Regions from separate parts of the Homo sapiens genome. Here region 1 is linked to region 2. A link is a loop called in an ENCODE intact Hi-C map of the cell type or tissue named here. Cell type or tissue: mammary epithelial cell. All regions are shown on one strand. Each heading gives the region's core, and the rest is flanking DNA. Links, peaks and the distances in the headings are about the cores only.

Region 1 (8,336 bases), core at 256-8,255, 150 kb before region 2:
AGCGTGATATAATATAGAAGCTGCATGGGGATTTGAGGAATGGTAGATCTGGATTCTAGATCTCCTGACATTACCTGTGTCATTTGAGATGAGCTATCCTCTCTACCAGTGGGTCTCAAAGAGTCCTCAACTAGCAACATCTGTATCACCTGGGGATTTATTAGAGATGCAGATTCTTTGGCCTCACCCCAGGCCTACTGGATGAGACTTGGGGTGGGGCCAGCAATCAGTGCTTTAACAAGTCCTCCAAGAAATTCAGATGCCTGCTCAAGTTTGAGCACTGCTACTCTCCACCAGGGGCTCAGTTTTTTTGTCTATAAAATAAGAAGACCAGCCTAGATTATATTTAAGGTTTACTCTAGCTCTCCAGTGGCCATGGTGTATGGGCACAGAATAAGTTTAGAGATTTTCTGTCTTAGAGCTTATATTTTCCCTTGGATGTGTGATTGAAATCATTCCGCTGAAAAACTGACAGGCAGGTAACAGAAAAGAAACTGATTTCCAGGAACTAGATACTCAGACTAGATACCCAAACAGCGCCTTGGGTGCTCACTACAAAATAACTCATAATATTTTCAGCTGGTTGGTACTACTTTCCCAAAGTGAAAAAACTCTGGTGTTTTGGAAAGGGAAGTAGCCATCTCCCCTTTCTCTAGGGGCTGAGAGCTGTCTGCTGTGATTCACAGAGCAGCATTTCAACAGAAACTAACAAATGGCATTTCAGAAGGATGTACAGAGGTACACAGGCTTTGCAGTAAAACAAGGGAAAATTTCAAGCCATTTATCAAAGCCCCTGCAGCTTCCATTTCAAGACAGGTGGAAAAAAATAACATGGAACAAGAAAAGAAAATAAATCTGTATCCAAAGCATCTCATAAATAAGAAAGGAGTGGGGGAGTTGCTGGGCTTGCTGGGCTCTCAGAGTATTTTTGTCACAGTACAGAAAGCTTTTAAATGTTTTGGCGTGAAATTCTTTTCCTTTTCTTGTTATTAAAATTTGTGGTTGTAAAATTATTTCACTGGCTATTAAAACCAAAAAAGGAAAGCTGAGAAAATGATACGTGGAGTGAGAGAGAGAGAGAGAGAATGAGAACATAGTTCATTCTGTACCCCAAAATATTTTTTATTTTTATCTGAAATGTAGTGATGCTCCATAATTTAGGCACGTCATTGAAAATCAAAGGCAATTTTCTAATTGGCTTTTGTTCAGTAAGAGCCTATTTGCTGCAGAAAATTAGGATGTGGTTTATTGAACATGAGAGAGACATGGGTCTGTTATAATGTCTGAGGGGGTGGAGAAATTATAACTTTTACTAAAAAGATAGGCCAGTCGCGGTGGCTCACACTTGTAATCCCAGCACTTTGGGAGGCCAAGGCGGGTGGATTACCTGAGGTCAGGAGTTTGAGACCAGCCTGGCCAACATGAGGAAACCCTGTCTCTACTAAAAATACAAAACTTAGCCAGGCATGGTGACGCATGCCTGTAATCCCAGCTACTTGGGAGGCTGAGACAGGAGAATTGCTAGAACCCAGGGGGCAGAGGCTGCAGTGAGCCGAGATCATGCCACTGCACTCCAGCCTGGGTGACAGAATGAGACTCCATCTCAAAAAAAAAAAAAAAAATCGACCGGCTGCAGTGGCTCACACCTGCTGTAATCCTAGCACATTAGGAGGCCAAGGCTGGCAAATCACTTGAGGTCAGGAGTTCGAAATCAGCCTGGCCAGCATGGTGAAACCTCATCTCTACCAAAAATACAAAAATTAGACAGGCATGGTGGCAGGCATCTGTAGTCCCAGCTACTCAGGAGGCTGAGGCAAGAGAATCGCTTGAACCTGGGAGGCGGAGGTTGCAGTGAGCCGAGATTGCACCACTGCACTCCAGCCTGGGTGACAGAGCGAGACTCGGTCGCAAAAAAATAAATAAATAAAAAGATGGATCTCAGGCCCACTCTGCCAGAGGGAATAACGTTGATTGAGGAGAACCTGCATTGAACATCTTTGTGAAATTCCCAGCAATGTTGGGTTGTTGATCAACCTGGTTAAAAGCCCATGCTCTGAGTTCACAGTCTGGCTTTGCCACATAACTGGCTCTGAAACTTTGGGCAAGCTACCCAATTGTCAGTGCTTTAGTTTCCTTTGGGGGATAATGACAGCATCTACCCGGTGGGAGTTTTGTGAGGATTAAGAGCTCCATATGCAAGACACTTTGCGCAATGCCTGGTGCATAGCAGGCATTCTTTTATTGAGACTATTTGCTAATTAGTCACGTAGTTCTTTAAAGGAACCCTAAAACTCAATTACTTTGTTTTTTAACTGTAAGGATTTTTTGAAAATAGCAAATGAATGCCTGTGGAGGGGTGTGATTGATAAAAGGAGGCTTGAAGGACATATTGGGTGCAAAATTCAAAGAAGATTGATAACTCTTGAGCCATGGGATCTTCTCCTCCATCAGCTTCACTAACATATAGCTTTGGGGAATTGTTAGAATTAGGTTCAGAGATACTAATTTTTTCCCACTAGATTTCCTTTCTTACGTATTTATTTTTGAAACTCATATAGCAACACTAGAAATAGGTCTGAACTAAGTATCATGTGTTTCTCTTTTACATTTGGCTCCCCTCCTGTGTCAGCTGGCCTATGATGCACAGTGGCTAATATTGATTAGCCTACATTTTTCTTAAATACAGTTTTCTCAGTCTATGTAAAGTCTAAATGCTAGCAGTACCAAAATAAACGCATTCAACTTCTAAACTGGTGGTAAGGAAAAAAGTAGGAACAAAACATAGTTGAGACATATTGTCCAATGAAATCATTGCCTGTGATGCCACAGCCAGGTGTGAGGTCTGGGGCAAGCTTCCAAACTCATCTGAGCGGCAGTTTCCTCATCAGTAGAACCGGGATAAGAATAGCACCTACCAGGTGTGAGATTTAATACATGTAAAGTACAAAATAGTGCTAACACCCAGAATGTACTTAGCAAATGTTAACTTCTTAAATGTTACTTGTGTTCATGAGAATCCAATGTATCAAAGTGAAAATAATCAATTTGTGTGTAATGGGGAGGAAGTTTTACTATTCTTTACTAAATAACTAAAAACATTACAAAATATTTAATGGCAAGTTACTTTTTAGACTTAATCTCTGGTCATTTATTTCCAATTAAGACTGGACCCCACTGTATTTGACATGCGGAATGGTTTTTATTTTTGTTACGATCATATTTATTTTGAGATGTATCCTTCTTATCATTAGTAGCAGTTCTCTAGTATTTTAAAAACTTTCCAACATTGGAATAAATGAATCAGGATAAAATGCTAAAATAAAATACTCAAATCATTGCACTTATTCAACCTCTAGTTGTGGACAGCGATGCTCTTTAAACTGTGGACTGTGGCCAGTAGGCAGCACTACTCTCTCATAGTTTCAGATATTGCCTATTAGCTTATAAACAAAATTTCAGATCAGCATGGGTAAGACAGTTTAGATGTATTCTTGAATAATGTAGAAAAGTGTGGGTTGTTTGATCCTCAAACAAGTGAACAGAAAGGCCTTCCAGCACCAAAGTTAGAAAAAAAATTGCCTTTAACCAAAATTGCCCTGGAGAAACAGAGATTCATGCTGTTTATCCAGGGACAAAATGAAAGTATGTTATTTCATACAAATTATCTGGATCATGAGGCAAAAGCAGTTTTCTTTCATACCTCTTTAACTTTTCTTTTTCATCTGTTTAACCTGTGGGAAAAACAACTTGTCTTAAATTATTCACCATTTAGATCTGAATTTTTAAATTTTCTTATTTTCAGTTTTTTTTGGTTTATTTCAGTAGGGTTTTGGAGAACAGGTGATGTTTGGTTACATGAATAAGTTCTTTAGTGATGATTTCTAAGATTTTGGTGCACCTGTCACCCGAGCAGTGTACACTGTACCCAATGTGTAGTCTTTTATCCCTCACCAACCCCCATTCTTTCCCCTAAGTCCCCAAAGTCCAGTGCGTCATTCTTATGCCTTAGCTCCCACATGAGTGAGAACATACGATGTTTGGTTTTCCATTCCTGAGTTACTTCACTTAGATTAACAGTCTCCAATTCCCTCCAGGTTGCTGTGAATGCCACTATTTCATTCTCTTTTATGGCTGAGTCATATTCCATGGTGTATATAAATATGCCACGTTTTCTTTATCCACTCATTGATTGATGGGCATTTGGGCTGGTTCCATATTTTTGCAGTTGCAAATTGTACTGCTGTATACATGTGTTTGCAAGTATCTTTTTCATATAATGACTTCTTTTCCTCTGGGTAAATACCTAGTAGTGGGATTGCTGGATCAAATGGTAGATCTACTTTTAGTTCTTTAAGGAACCTCCACACTGTTTTCTATAGTGGTTGTACTAGTTTACCTTCCACCAACAGTGTAAAAGTGTTCCCTTTTCACTGCGTCTATGCCAGCATCTATTGTTTTTTGATTTCTTGATTATAGCCATTCTTATAGGAGTCAGGTGGTATTGCATTGTGGTTTCGATTTGCATTTCCCTGATTATTACTGATGTTGAGCATTTTTTCCGTATGCTTGTTGTCCATTTGTGTATCTTTTGTTGAGAATTGTCTATTCATGTTCTTAGCCCACTTTTTGGTGGGATTGTTTTTTTCTTACTGATTTGTTTGAGTTCTTTGTAAATTCTGGATATTAGTCTTTTGGTCAGATGTATAGATTGTGAATATTTTCTCCCATTCTGTGTGTTGTCTGTTAACTCTGCTGATTATTTCCTTTTCTGTGCAGAAGCTTTTTAGTTAAATTAAGTCCCTTCTATTTATGTTTGTTTTTGTTGCATTTGCTTTTGGGTTCTTGGTCATTAAGTCTTTGCCTAAGCCAATGGCTAGAGGGGTTTTCCAGTGTCATCTTCTGTAATCTTTATGGTTTCAGGTCTTAGATGTAAGTCTTTTTTTTTTTTGAGACGGAGTCTCACTCTGTCGCCCAGGCTGGAGTGCACTGGCGCCATCTCGGCTCACTACAAGCTCTGCCTCCCAGGTTCACGCCATTCTCCTGCCTCAGCCTCCGGAGTAGTTGGGACTATAGGCGCCTGCCACCACGCCCAGCTAATTTTTTGTATTTTTTTTTTTTTTTTAGTAGAGGTGGGGTTTCATCATGTTAGCCAGGATGGTCTCGCTCTCCTGACCTCGTGATCTGCCCACCATGGCCTCCCAAAGTGCTGGGATTACAGGCGTGAACCACCATGCCCGGCCTTAGATTTAAGTATTTGATCCATCTTGAGTTGATTTTCGTGTAAGTTGAGAGATGAGGATCCAGTTTCATTCTTCTACATGTGGCTTGCCAATTATCCCAACACCATTTGTTGAATAGGGTGTCCTTTTCCCACTTTATTTTTTTATTTTCTTTGTCAAAGATCAGTTGGCTGTAAGTATTTGGCTCTATTTCTGGGTTCTCTATTCTATTCTATTGGTCTATGTGCCTATTTTTAAACCAGTTCCATGCTGTTTTGATGACTGTCGCCTTATAGTATAGTTGGATGTTGAGTAATGTGATACCTCCAGATTTGTTCTTTTTGTTTAGTCTTGCATTGGCTCTGTGGGCTCTTTTTTGGTTCCATATGAATTTTAGGATTATTTTTTCTAGTTTTCTGAAGAGCAGTGGTGGTATTTGGATAGGAATTGCATTGAATTTGTAAACTGCTTTTGACAGTATGGTCGTTTTCACAATATTGATTCTACCCATCCATGAGCATGGGATGTGTTTCCATTTGTTTGTGTTGTCTATGATGTCTTTCAGCAGTGTTTTGTAGTTTTCCTTGTAGAGGTCTTTCACCTCCCTGGTTAGGTATATTTTTAAGTATTTTATTTTTTTGCAGCTATTGTGAAAGAGGTTGAGTGATTTGATTTTCAGCTTGATCACTGTTGGTATATAGCAGAGCTACTGATTGGCATACATTAATTTTGTATCCTAAAACTTTACTGAATTTATTTGCCAGTTTTAGGAGCTTATTGGATAAGTCTTTAGGGTTTTCTAGGTATACAATCATATCATCAGCAAACAGTGACAATTTGACTTCCTCTTTATTGATTTGGATACCCTTTATTTATTTCTCTTGTCTGATTGCTCTGGCTAGGACTTCCAGTACTATGTTGAATAGTGGTGAAAGTGGGCATCCTTGTCTGTTCTAGTTCTCAGGGGGAATGCTTCCACCTTTTGCCTATTCAGTAGAATGTTGATGGTGAGTTTGTTGTAAATGGCTTTTATTACCTTAAGGTATATCCCTTCTATGCAGATTTTGCTGAGGGTTTTAATCATAAAGCGATGTTGGATTCTGTCAAATGCATTTTCTGCATCTGTTGAGATGATCATATGATTTTCGTTTTTGATTCTGTTTATGTGGTGTATCACATTTATTGACTTATATGTGTTAAACCATCCCAGCATCCCTGGTATGAAACCCACTTGATCATGGTGGATTATCTTTTTGATACGCTGTTGGATTTGGTTCACTAGTATTTTATTGAGGATTTTTGCATCTGTGTTCATCAGTGATACTGGTCTGTAGTTTTCTTTTTTTATGATGTCCTTCCCTGGTTTTTGGTATTAAGATGATACTGGCTTCATAGAACGATTAAGGGAGGATTCCCTCTCTCTCTATCTTTTGGAATAGTGTCAATAGATTGGTACTAATTCTTACTTGAATGTCTGATAGAATTCAGCTGTGAATCCATCTGGTCCTGGACTTTTTTTGGTTGGAAATTTTCTTTATTACCATTTCAATCTCACTGCCTGTTATTGGTCTGCTCAGAGATTCTATATCTTCCTGGTTTAATCTAGAAAAGTTGCATATTTCCAGGAATTTATCCATCTCTTCTAGGCTTTCTAGTTTATATGCATAAAGGTGTTCATAGAAGCCTTGAATAATCTTTTATATTTCTCTAGTATCAGTTGTAATATCTCCCATTTTGTTTCCAATTGAGCTTATTTGGATCTTCTCTCTTCTTTTTTTGGTTAATCTCACTAATGGTCTATCTTCTTTTTTTTTTTATCTTTTCAAAGAACCAGCATATCGTTTCATTTATCTTTTGTATTTTTGTTGTTGTTGTTGTTTGTTTCAATTTCATTTAGTTCTGCTCTGATCTTCATTATTTCTTTTCTTCTGCTGGGTTTGGGTTTGGATTGTTCTTGTTTCTCCAGGTCCATGTTTGTGCTCTTTCAGACTTCCGATGTAGGCATTTAATCCTATGAACTTTCCTCTTAGCACAACCATTGCTATATCCCAGAGGTTTTGATAGGTTGTGTCACTATTATCATTCAGTTCAAATATTTTTTTAATTTCCATCTTGATTTCTCTGTTGACCCAGTGATCATTCAGGAGCAGGTTATTTAATTTCCATGTGTTTGCATGGTTTTGTGGATTCCTGTTGGAGTTGATTTCCAATTTTATTCCACTGTGGTCTGAGAGAGTACTTGATATAATTTCAGTTATCTTAAATTTACTGAGACTTGGGCCAGGCACAGTGGCTCACGCCTGTAATCCCAGCACTTTGGAAGGCCGAGGTGGGTGGATCACCTGAGGTCAGGAGTTCAAAACCAGCCTGGTCAACGTGGCAAAACCCTGTCTCTACTAAAAATACAAAAAGTAGCCAGGCATGGTGGCACGTGGCTGTATTCCCAGCTACTCGGGAGGCTGAGGCAGGAGAATTGCTTGAACCTGGGAGGTGGAGGTTGCAGTGAGCGAGATTGCACCACTGTATTCCAGCCTGGTGACAGAGTGAGACTCTGCCTCCAAAAAAAAAAAAATTACTGAGACTTCTTTTGTGGTCTATCATATGATCTGTCTTGGAGAGCATTCCATGTGCTGATGAATAGAATGTGTATTCTGCAGTTGTTGGGTAGAATGTTCTGTAAATATCCATTAAGTCCATTTGTTGTAGGGTATAGTTTAAGTCCATTGTTTCTTTGTTGACTTTCTGTCTTGATGACCTTTCTAGTGCTGTCAGTGGAGTATTAAAGTCCCCCACTATTATTGTGGTGCCGTCTATATCATTTCTTAGGTCTAGTAGTAATTGTTTTATAAATTTGGGAGATCCAGTGTTAGATGCATATATATTTAGTATTGTGATATTTCCCTGTTGGGCTAGTCCTTTTACCATTATATAATGTCCTTCTTTGTCTTTTTTAACTGCTGTTGCTTTAAAGTTAGTTTTGTCTGATATAAGAATAGCTACTCCTGCTTGCTTTTGTTGTCCATTTGCATGGAATATCTTTTAACCTTTACCCTTTACCTGAAATTTATGTGAGTCCTTATGTGTTAGGTGAGTCTCTTGAAGGCAGCAGAAACTTGG
Region 2 (8,336 bases), core at 142-8,141:
GCATGGGTTGGGGATCTGTTTATAGATGGGTATGCATTTTGTGGATCCTGGTGTTATTTCTTACTGTTCGTAGGTATCACTTACATGTTAGGCATTTTGTGGGTAATAAAAAATAGCAAAGCCCAGGGAAATAAAATTCATATTAATGACTCATATTTTATAACTCAGCCTTAGGATGCTTGGGAATAATCCCACCTGCTCCAGCTGCTTGCTTGGGGAGCTGTGAGGCCACAGTGGGGCGTGCTGCTCAGGGTGCTCCACAGATGGACACCTGAGTTTGAATCCTGAGTGTCCCACTTTACTAGATGGCAACTGGAGACATGTTATCTGAATGTCTTGAGCCTTCGTTTCTCCATTTGGAAATGGGGCCTTTTATAGCATAGGCCCATGGTAAGCACTGCATCTGCATTTTTTGTTACTCTCCTAAGCTTCCACAGATGTCCAGGCTTATCACAGAGAGCTCAGCATCCTGGGATCAAAAGATAAAGTGACAGTGTGACAGGGTTTGCACATTCTGCTCAGGATCATCTCTCCATGAAAATGAGGAAAAGAGATGCAGGTGCCTACGTATGGGAATGTTTCCATGGAATATTATTGATATCTCCCTTTGAGGATAAAAAGAGCTGTAAAAAGGTCTTCTGACTATGTTCAGTTCAGGTTTTGCATATGTTTTGGTCTTAAAAATGCACCATGTAAAATGATTAGAGATAACTGTATACTGGTCAGCCCAAATACTAGAGAAATATCTCTCCAAAGTCTCTTGAATGAAATAAAGTAGTTTCACTGAGCCAGTAGTGGCTACACCTCTGACCCATTGGGGAAGAGTCCCCACTTCTGATCTCACATCCTTGGGAGATATGGTCTGATTCAGTCTGCACTGGGCCTGTTGCTGTTATGGAAACGATATCAGTGTGTTTTATGTGTGTGGGCTCATGCATGTGCACGTGTGTGTATGAGGGCATTCCATAAGAGGGCTGAGATGTAGGTGGAGAAGAGCCTACTGCATATACACCCTAACTGTTTGGAATTTTCATGAGGCTAAGTACCCTGATGACCTCCCTCATAAGAATGAATTAATCAAACAAAACTGGTTGCAGCGTAGCCATGTCGTAAACTGTAGAGACCATTACCATCACCTTCATTGCCAGCAAAGAACATGAATCCTAATGAAATGGATACTCAGTGGAAGCATCCAGTTTGGGACCAGGAGCTGGAAAATGAAAGGAATGGGTATAAGTGCCACCTCTCTTAGTGCCCGGTAAATGGAATCCCTTCATCTGCCTTTTAAAGGCTCAATATAAATGGTGCTCATTTCAGTTAAGACCTATAGGTGAACTAAGGAGAATTTGGACAGCCAGTTTAGAAATTATTCTATAATAGTCACCATATTTTTTATTCAAAAATACATGTATACCGCCTAACATTCTTTTTTGATTTGTGGATTTATTTAAAAAGTATTACAAAGGTATAAGAATTACATCAGATTTAGTAATAATACATTTAATAAATCATGCTTATGGAAAGGAATAAAATTTCATGAGATTGAATCTGCCCCAAGACAATATGGGATAAATGGTACTGACAGTGCCTGCTCCAAGCAGAACAAAGAGTACAGGTTGAACGTGTGAGCGAAATAGAAAGGGATTTCTTATGACCTTTATTCAGATGCCCAGCAGTGATTCCCACCCCACCCCCTGAATTTTCTGAGTATTTGATACTGTGATTCCCTTCTCCTTTTGTGGACAGCACATAGTAAATCTGAATGTGTTCAGAAGCTGGATGATAGGCTACCTATCATCCATGTGGAGCCTGTGGAGTACAAGTCCATTAGGTGTATGCAGAACAACTTCATGCCAGTTCTTGGGAACTTGACAAGCAGTCATCCAAATATGATGCTAACAAAATCTAGGTTTCCCTCTTTTTGAGGCTCACCAGCAGCTCTGTAAGCTTTATGTACTTTTTTCATCACAGTCTAGAAGGCGAAAAAATCGCCAGAAAGTCCAGGTTAACTAAATAGAGCACCCAGTCTGGGATCTCCATAACAAAACCGCTGGACAAGATCCCATGCAAAAATTCTTTGGAAGTTTCCTCGAAGATGCTATAGCTATTTTTTTCTTGAAGTGGACCCTCTGAAAATATCGATCAAGTCACTTATTTTCTAGAACTAAAACCATGACTAGCTAGGTGGACGAAAGAGCTTATTTGCTAGCTTTCAAATAGATGAAGGGGAGAAGGATTGAAGGCTAATATAAAATTATCTGTTTACCTTGCAATTTTGTCTTAAAAATGAGTTTTTCAGGATAAAAATTACCTTAAAAAACTTATGACGTTTCACATAGTGTCAACAATAATAATACATAGTCTTCCTACCTTATTGCTGATGGTTCTAATAACATCTGTATTACCCTAGTGAATGTGTTCTTTGTGAACTTGCATGCTCTCTCTTCATAAACCTCCCTAGTAGGATAACTACCAAGCACCAGACTGTGCTGTCTACCCACCCTCCACTTTAACTTTGGATTATATGATACAACCAGGATTTGCAGTCATTCAAAAGAAAGATGATCTTACTCTCATATAGATGGTCTTTTGTAATGGCTTGAAATAGTGAGACCCTCTGTCCCATTCTCCAAAAACTGCCTTTTTCCATTTTATATGTGGGAGATTAATTTTGAGGTAGTCTTCTCCTCCTTTACAAAAACATCTCTTAGCAGTGGTTCCTAAACTGTGGTGTGCGTAAGAATTCCTGGAGTGCTTGGGAAAATATTCGTGATTCTGCCCCCTGAAATTCTGATTGGGGAGAGATGCACTTGGACCCCAGGAATCTGCATTTAATGAGAATTTCTAATGTAGGTGATCCTTGTGGATCACACTTAAAGAATCTAGAGCTTGAATCCCTTGATTCAAATCCTGGCTCTGCTACTTTTTTGTTGTTGTTGTTATTTCAGTCAAGTTGCTTAACCTCCTTATGCCTCAATTTCCTCATTTGTGTAAATAGTGTAATAACATCTCACAGAGCTTTTGGGAGAATTAAATTGGTTAATCTAGACAAAGTGCTTAGAATGCACTGGATTATGAACTGCTAGGTTAATTCCTGAATTATTAATTGCTGAATTAATTCTTAATTGCTGGATTAATTCCTGGATTATTAATTGCTCAATAAATGTTAGCTAGATCAACCCAACAAATCACAGATGTCTTGAAATAGATTGTTTCAATCAGGTTTGTATTCTGTTAATCTGTCATTCATATCAGCTGAGGAATATATATCTTGGGTTATGTTGGTGTGTTAGGATGGGCAAGGAGTCATTTAACTGGAGCACTGCAATGCATTGTCATTGCTTGTAGGATAAGAACCAGACTCCTTAACTTGGTCTCTAAGCATCTGCTGGTCTGGTCTTACACCATCCTCCCAGTCATTCTCACTGTGATCCATTCACATTTGGCTTCTTTCAGATTTTCAAAGATGCCATGTTGCCTCCTAGCACACATGTGTTTTGTTTGGGTCACTCTTCCCCTCACTCTCAATTTATTAACTTTTACTCTTCCTTTAGATCATGGCTTGATGTCACTTTCTCTGAAATGCTTTTCCTGATCTCACTAAGTGATTATTTGTGCTAAGAGAACACAGAGTTCATAGCTCTGTTTTTATACTCCATATCACAGTTATGCTTAATATTTTTGCCTCCTCTATTAGAGTCTGCAGGTTGTAAGGCAGAAACCTTGTCAGTTTGTTGTATCACTAGCACAAGTGCCTGGCATAGATACTTGCTAAATATTTGTTGAGAAAATTATTAAATTTTGATTGAGGAAGACTTGGATGGAATGATGGTTTTGGCATAAACTGAGGATTTGGACAGCCTTCAAGAGGATGGGAAGGCAAAGGGTGGGTGTCCCCATGGCAGAGGAGACTAGGCAGGACAGTTAAGAGGAGATGTTCCAGAAAGATGGTAGAGAAAACCTGAGCCATCCACCACCCTGAGGGTGAATGTTGTCTGGGCAGAGCTGAGAAAGATTGACAGTGTTGGCTTTGGGTGCTGTACCTGGGTGAGACTTTCTTCCTACACTTAGTGGCATAAAGAGACAAAATGGAAAGCCAGGATTCATATTCTTGAAGGTACAAATCCAACATCAAGACCAATGGGCGGCCAGGCGTCGTGGCTCCCGCCTGTAATCCCAGCACTTTGGGAGGCCAAGGTGGATGGATCACCTGAGGTCAGGAGTTTGAGACCAGCCTGTCCAACATGGTGAAACCCCATCTTTAATAAATATACAAAAATTAGCCAGGCATGATGGCACATGCCTGTAATCTCAGCTACTCAGGAGGCTGAGGCAGGAGAATCGCTTGAACCTGGGAGGAAGAGGTTGCAGTGAGCCGAGATCACACCATTGCACTCCAGCAAGACTGTCAAAACAAAACAAAACACCAGTGGGCTATAGCTGAGCATTTGGAGTTGGATGGATATGGGGTTTATACTGAGCTTCATTTAGGAAGAAAGGAGGCTGAGGGCGACTGTTGCTGTTTAGACAGTGGATGTGTTGTAGATGGATAGTTCAGCTTGGCTTCAAGAATCAGAAACACACAAAGAGCAGGTCCCAGTCTCCTCAGAAGCCTCATCTGGGTCATTACGGGCTGAGGGTCCCAGGCTTGCAGAGACCTTTAAGGAAGAGAAGGTTCTCCTTGAGGTTGTTATGATGCCAAGGCAGATGACGATAGGGCAGAGAGTAATTCTTTTCTCTCTAACATAAGCCCAAATCGGTGCCTTCTGTGACACTTACCATTTTCCATCAATCTCTGTGGAACTGAGGGCTTCCGCAGACCCCTGAGTGAGATTGCCACCTTATGAGCCCCCTCGAGTCTGACCAGGATGTGCAGCCATTCACTGCTCAGTGGCGACCCCTGCTGCTAAGGAGAGAGATGGCAGCACATTCAGAGTTGGTGACATTAATTCTAGTCATGCAACCCGGGGAATTTGGAGCAAGCAGGGGAGGAGTCTGAGGGGATGAAAATGGGCTGAGGAAATCCAGGGAGATCCCTAGTGTTCAGGGCGCCTTGATGAGGTGCTAATGCAGAAAAGAGCTGGGCCTGAACACTCCGTACTTACAAAATCTTCCACAAGCCGCCAGTGTAATCGCTTCATTCCAAAGGTTGGCTAGGAACCACCGCAGTGCCCTCTGAGGAATACCATTGCAAACTTTAACTTTTATTTGCGGAGCTCTCAGGGCTGTTAGGCAACAAATATTTTTAAAGATACCCCTCTAATTCTCTAGGTTAAAAGTTGCAGTAATTTTAATTAGGGGTAGAGGCTGTTTATGTTTGTTTACATCCTGGGTAGGAATTAGAGTATAAATCCTCCCAGTGGGACCCCTGCTGGGATGCTCTGGAATGCTTGCATTCCTGAGTATGTGAGCACCCCTGGTGTGCATGCCTTGTGTGTACATGGCAAGGTATCGCGAGGTGGTTCTATGACATTTCTGGACAAAAACTGTGTGTGAAGAGAAGGTAGGAGAAAGCAAACTCACAATCAAATAAAAGTAGAGAGAGGGGAAGAGATGAGATTGCAGTTGATTATGGGTCTGGCAGCAGATGTTCTGCACGAATCCAACTCGCTGCAGCCAGTCTGTTTCTATGGCAACAGAATCGGTAATTATTGAGCCCAGGCACTCCCCCACTTCTCCCAACAAGGTGGAGGCTGATGAATATGAACTATCTCCAGCCCATCACCAGCTTTTTCTTTTTCTTCTTGTCCTTATTTGTTTTTTAGTTCTTTATAAGAAAAAGTGGGGGATATATTGAGAAGTACCAAGACGGGGAGCTATGGGTTTATTGACAAAAGAGCATAGGACACTAAAATAGAAACGAAGTTATTATTTTTCTCTTGTGATACTCTAAGAGAAAAGCTCTTCCTGGAAAAGCCGATGATCTCTGAAGATGCTAAATAAATGAGCAGGAGTTTCCCTGAAATGGAGGCGCCCTTTGATTGGCTGATCTTTCCCCGACTCCTGCCAATCGGAGCATCCCTGGGCTCCAGCTCCATAAACATAAGCAAAGCTACATGCTTATTCTTCTGGACTTGGAGTGTATACCATTTAAAGGTGTGCGGCGGGTCTCTGTTCACATGGCTCAACTGGAAACCTGTTTCATGAACAAGCTTACTCAGGAACCATCTGGTGGTATTCCAGCACATTGTTCTTCAGGGGGACGACTCTAAGTCGCTTTGTGGTGGCAGCAGCTTAGAATCAGTATTTGTGGTTGGGAAAGATGGACTTACGGGAGCTTGGTGAGTAAACCTCCGTCTCACACATGTGTCCACCGGTATTATCAGCCTGAGCTAAATGTAGCTTTGTCCTATTGTCTGCCGAGAAAACTGAATTGGAACAAGCACATGGAGGAGCGGGCATTCAAGGGTTCCCATGATGTAGGAGACTCTGAATTCAAAAGACTGCATGCTTTGCTTGGGTCTGATCCGATTTGTAGCTGACTGTACATTATACTTGGACATTGGTTGTCTTGTTAGGATTAGTGTAAGGAGCAGAGTTCTGCTTTATTTCCCTGGGTGTTGATGCATTTCAAGAGAAAATGCTTTTAAAGCTACATTAATAATAAGAGTCAACCCTGTGTATTGCTAGGAAGAGAGAAAAAGGTGCAGGCACGGAGCCCGGAGCCGCTTGATTGTGTTGCTGGTGTTTGCATTGTGAAGAGAGATGTTATTACAATGGTCTGTCAAACACTTCTTCAGACCCCCAGCCACGGAATGAAGCATCTCTTCTCCGTGTGCCACTGTTCTCTGCTTGGAAAATGTGTAACTGAGCTAGGTCATGTCCTTTCCTTTTATGAAACCTGTCTCCAAATTGAAATATGTTTTTTAATTAATTGCAAAGATAAAGTGAAGTGCAATTGGAAAGATTTTAGCAGTCAAAAAGCATGCTTCAAAATGACTCTATTTTGCATCCTTTCAAACCCCTGAAAAACCAGAGAGGGTTTGCAAAGTTATATTCAAGGATTGGCTCTCTGCCAGGAAAGGGATGCTCTGAGCTATTGCTCTGCTCCCTGGGGTTTAATTTTCTGACACTGGTGATGAAATTTTCAATTTCGTTGGGTAGAAACAGGAAGAACAAGAAAGCAGTACTATAAACAGGCAATGGAGGGGCAGCGTGGGGAACGAGAAACTCTTTGCCTGTAGGGACCCTTCTAGCTGCAAACTTAAAAATGTATGTGGCAAGATGCAACCCAAGCACCGAGCAGGATTCCAGACGAGTTATAATCATTCTGAACGGGGAGAGGAAAGGTAATGCCATTGGCTTGGGTTGCAGAGAGTGGGGGCTGAAGTTGGGGCTTCTATCTCTGCCTAAGATCTTTTCCCCTGATTGTCTCCTGATTTTGAGGATTCATCATGTTACTTTTTTTAAAATGTGATTTCCTGTCTTATGTGCCTGAAAGTGTCATAGCACACTTGATGTCTTCTATTTACAGTCCACTTGACTTCAAATAATGGAGAGAGGAAAAGAGAATGAAGCATCTGGTTTATGAAGAAATGCACATGAAATAGTCAAACAAGAGAAATCTTATTGGTTGTCCTTTTTAAAAAATGTCCTTTTGCACAGGAGAATGCTGTGGGTCTTCACGTGGCTCTAGAATAGAATTTACTTTATCCTAAATGGGACCTGTGATGAATGGTTACAGAAACAGAAGAGCTAGAAAGCTTTCGCCTATAGAAGACTCAAGGCAGGGTGAGGGCGACTGGGTGTCTGGGAGAGACCTTCTACTCTGTCTATTAAAGAAGTAGGGCTGACGTTGCAGGAGAGGGAGAATTTCCTAACTGCGGGTGACAATGCATCAGGGACACCTGGTCACTTGACAAGGTCAGTGACCTGTTTGTTAGCTGAATGCCTTTCTGGAGATGTAGGCTGCTCTCTGATCCCATGAGGCTCCAGATGGCTGGATACATTGAGAATTCTGCCTGACTGGAAGAGCTTGTGTGCATGTTAACTCTGCCTGCTGCACCACACTCCTCAGTACACCTCGATGCTCGATTTTGAGGAAGTCTGGTTTCTAGAGGATGTGCATTAAGTGACAGTCAGCTCGTTAGAGTCAATGTCCATTTCGCCTTGGCCTCTTCTCTCCCCCACTAGTGTCACTTTACATGAGCGAAGTGCTGGCACCTGTTGGTAAGAATGAGAGAAGAAACCAGCTTTTTATGGAAGCAGTAAAAAATGTTTACAAAAAAAAAAAAAAAATCTAAAACAGTAGTTCTTAAGCTATTATTGGATCATGGAACTCTTTAAGAATGTGAAAGCTATGAACCTCCTCTCTGCTCCCCCCACCTAAAAACGCA

What was found. Peaks named below come from ENCODE experiments on the same cell type or tissue, not always from the same donor. Only the 100,000 strongest peaks of a DNase experiment are listed, where the experiment ranks them.
Region 1: a loop joins it to region 2, with 22 times the contacts of the local background. A loop is called at or near these places in 2 of 110 quality-filtered maps.

The regions. Positions count from the first base shown.
Region 1 is chr7:37,136,998-37,145,333 of GRCh38, reverse strand. The region is part of intron 13 of ELMO1 (engulfment and cell motility 1); the gene reads left to right. Among named protein-coding and RNA genes, the nearest start is that of ELMO1-AS1, 140 kb to the right of the region's middle. In mammary epithelial cell, for the core only: a CTCF peak has its summit at 3,384; no DNase peak of the experiment used is centred there.
Region 2 is chr7:36,983,868-36,992,203 of GRCh38, reverse strand. The region is part of intron 16 of ELMO1 (engulfment and cell motility 1); the gene reads left to right. Among named protein-coding and RNA genes, the nearest start is that of ELMO1-AS1, 9.8 kb to the left of the region's middle. RefSeq lists a silencer at 5,266-5,560. In mammary epithelial cell, for the core only: a CTCF peak has its summit at 4,899 (motif pointing left); no DNase peak of the experiment used is centred there.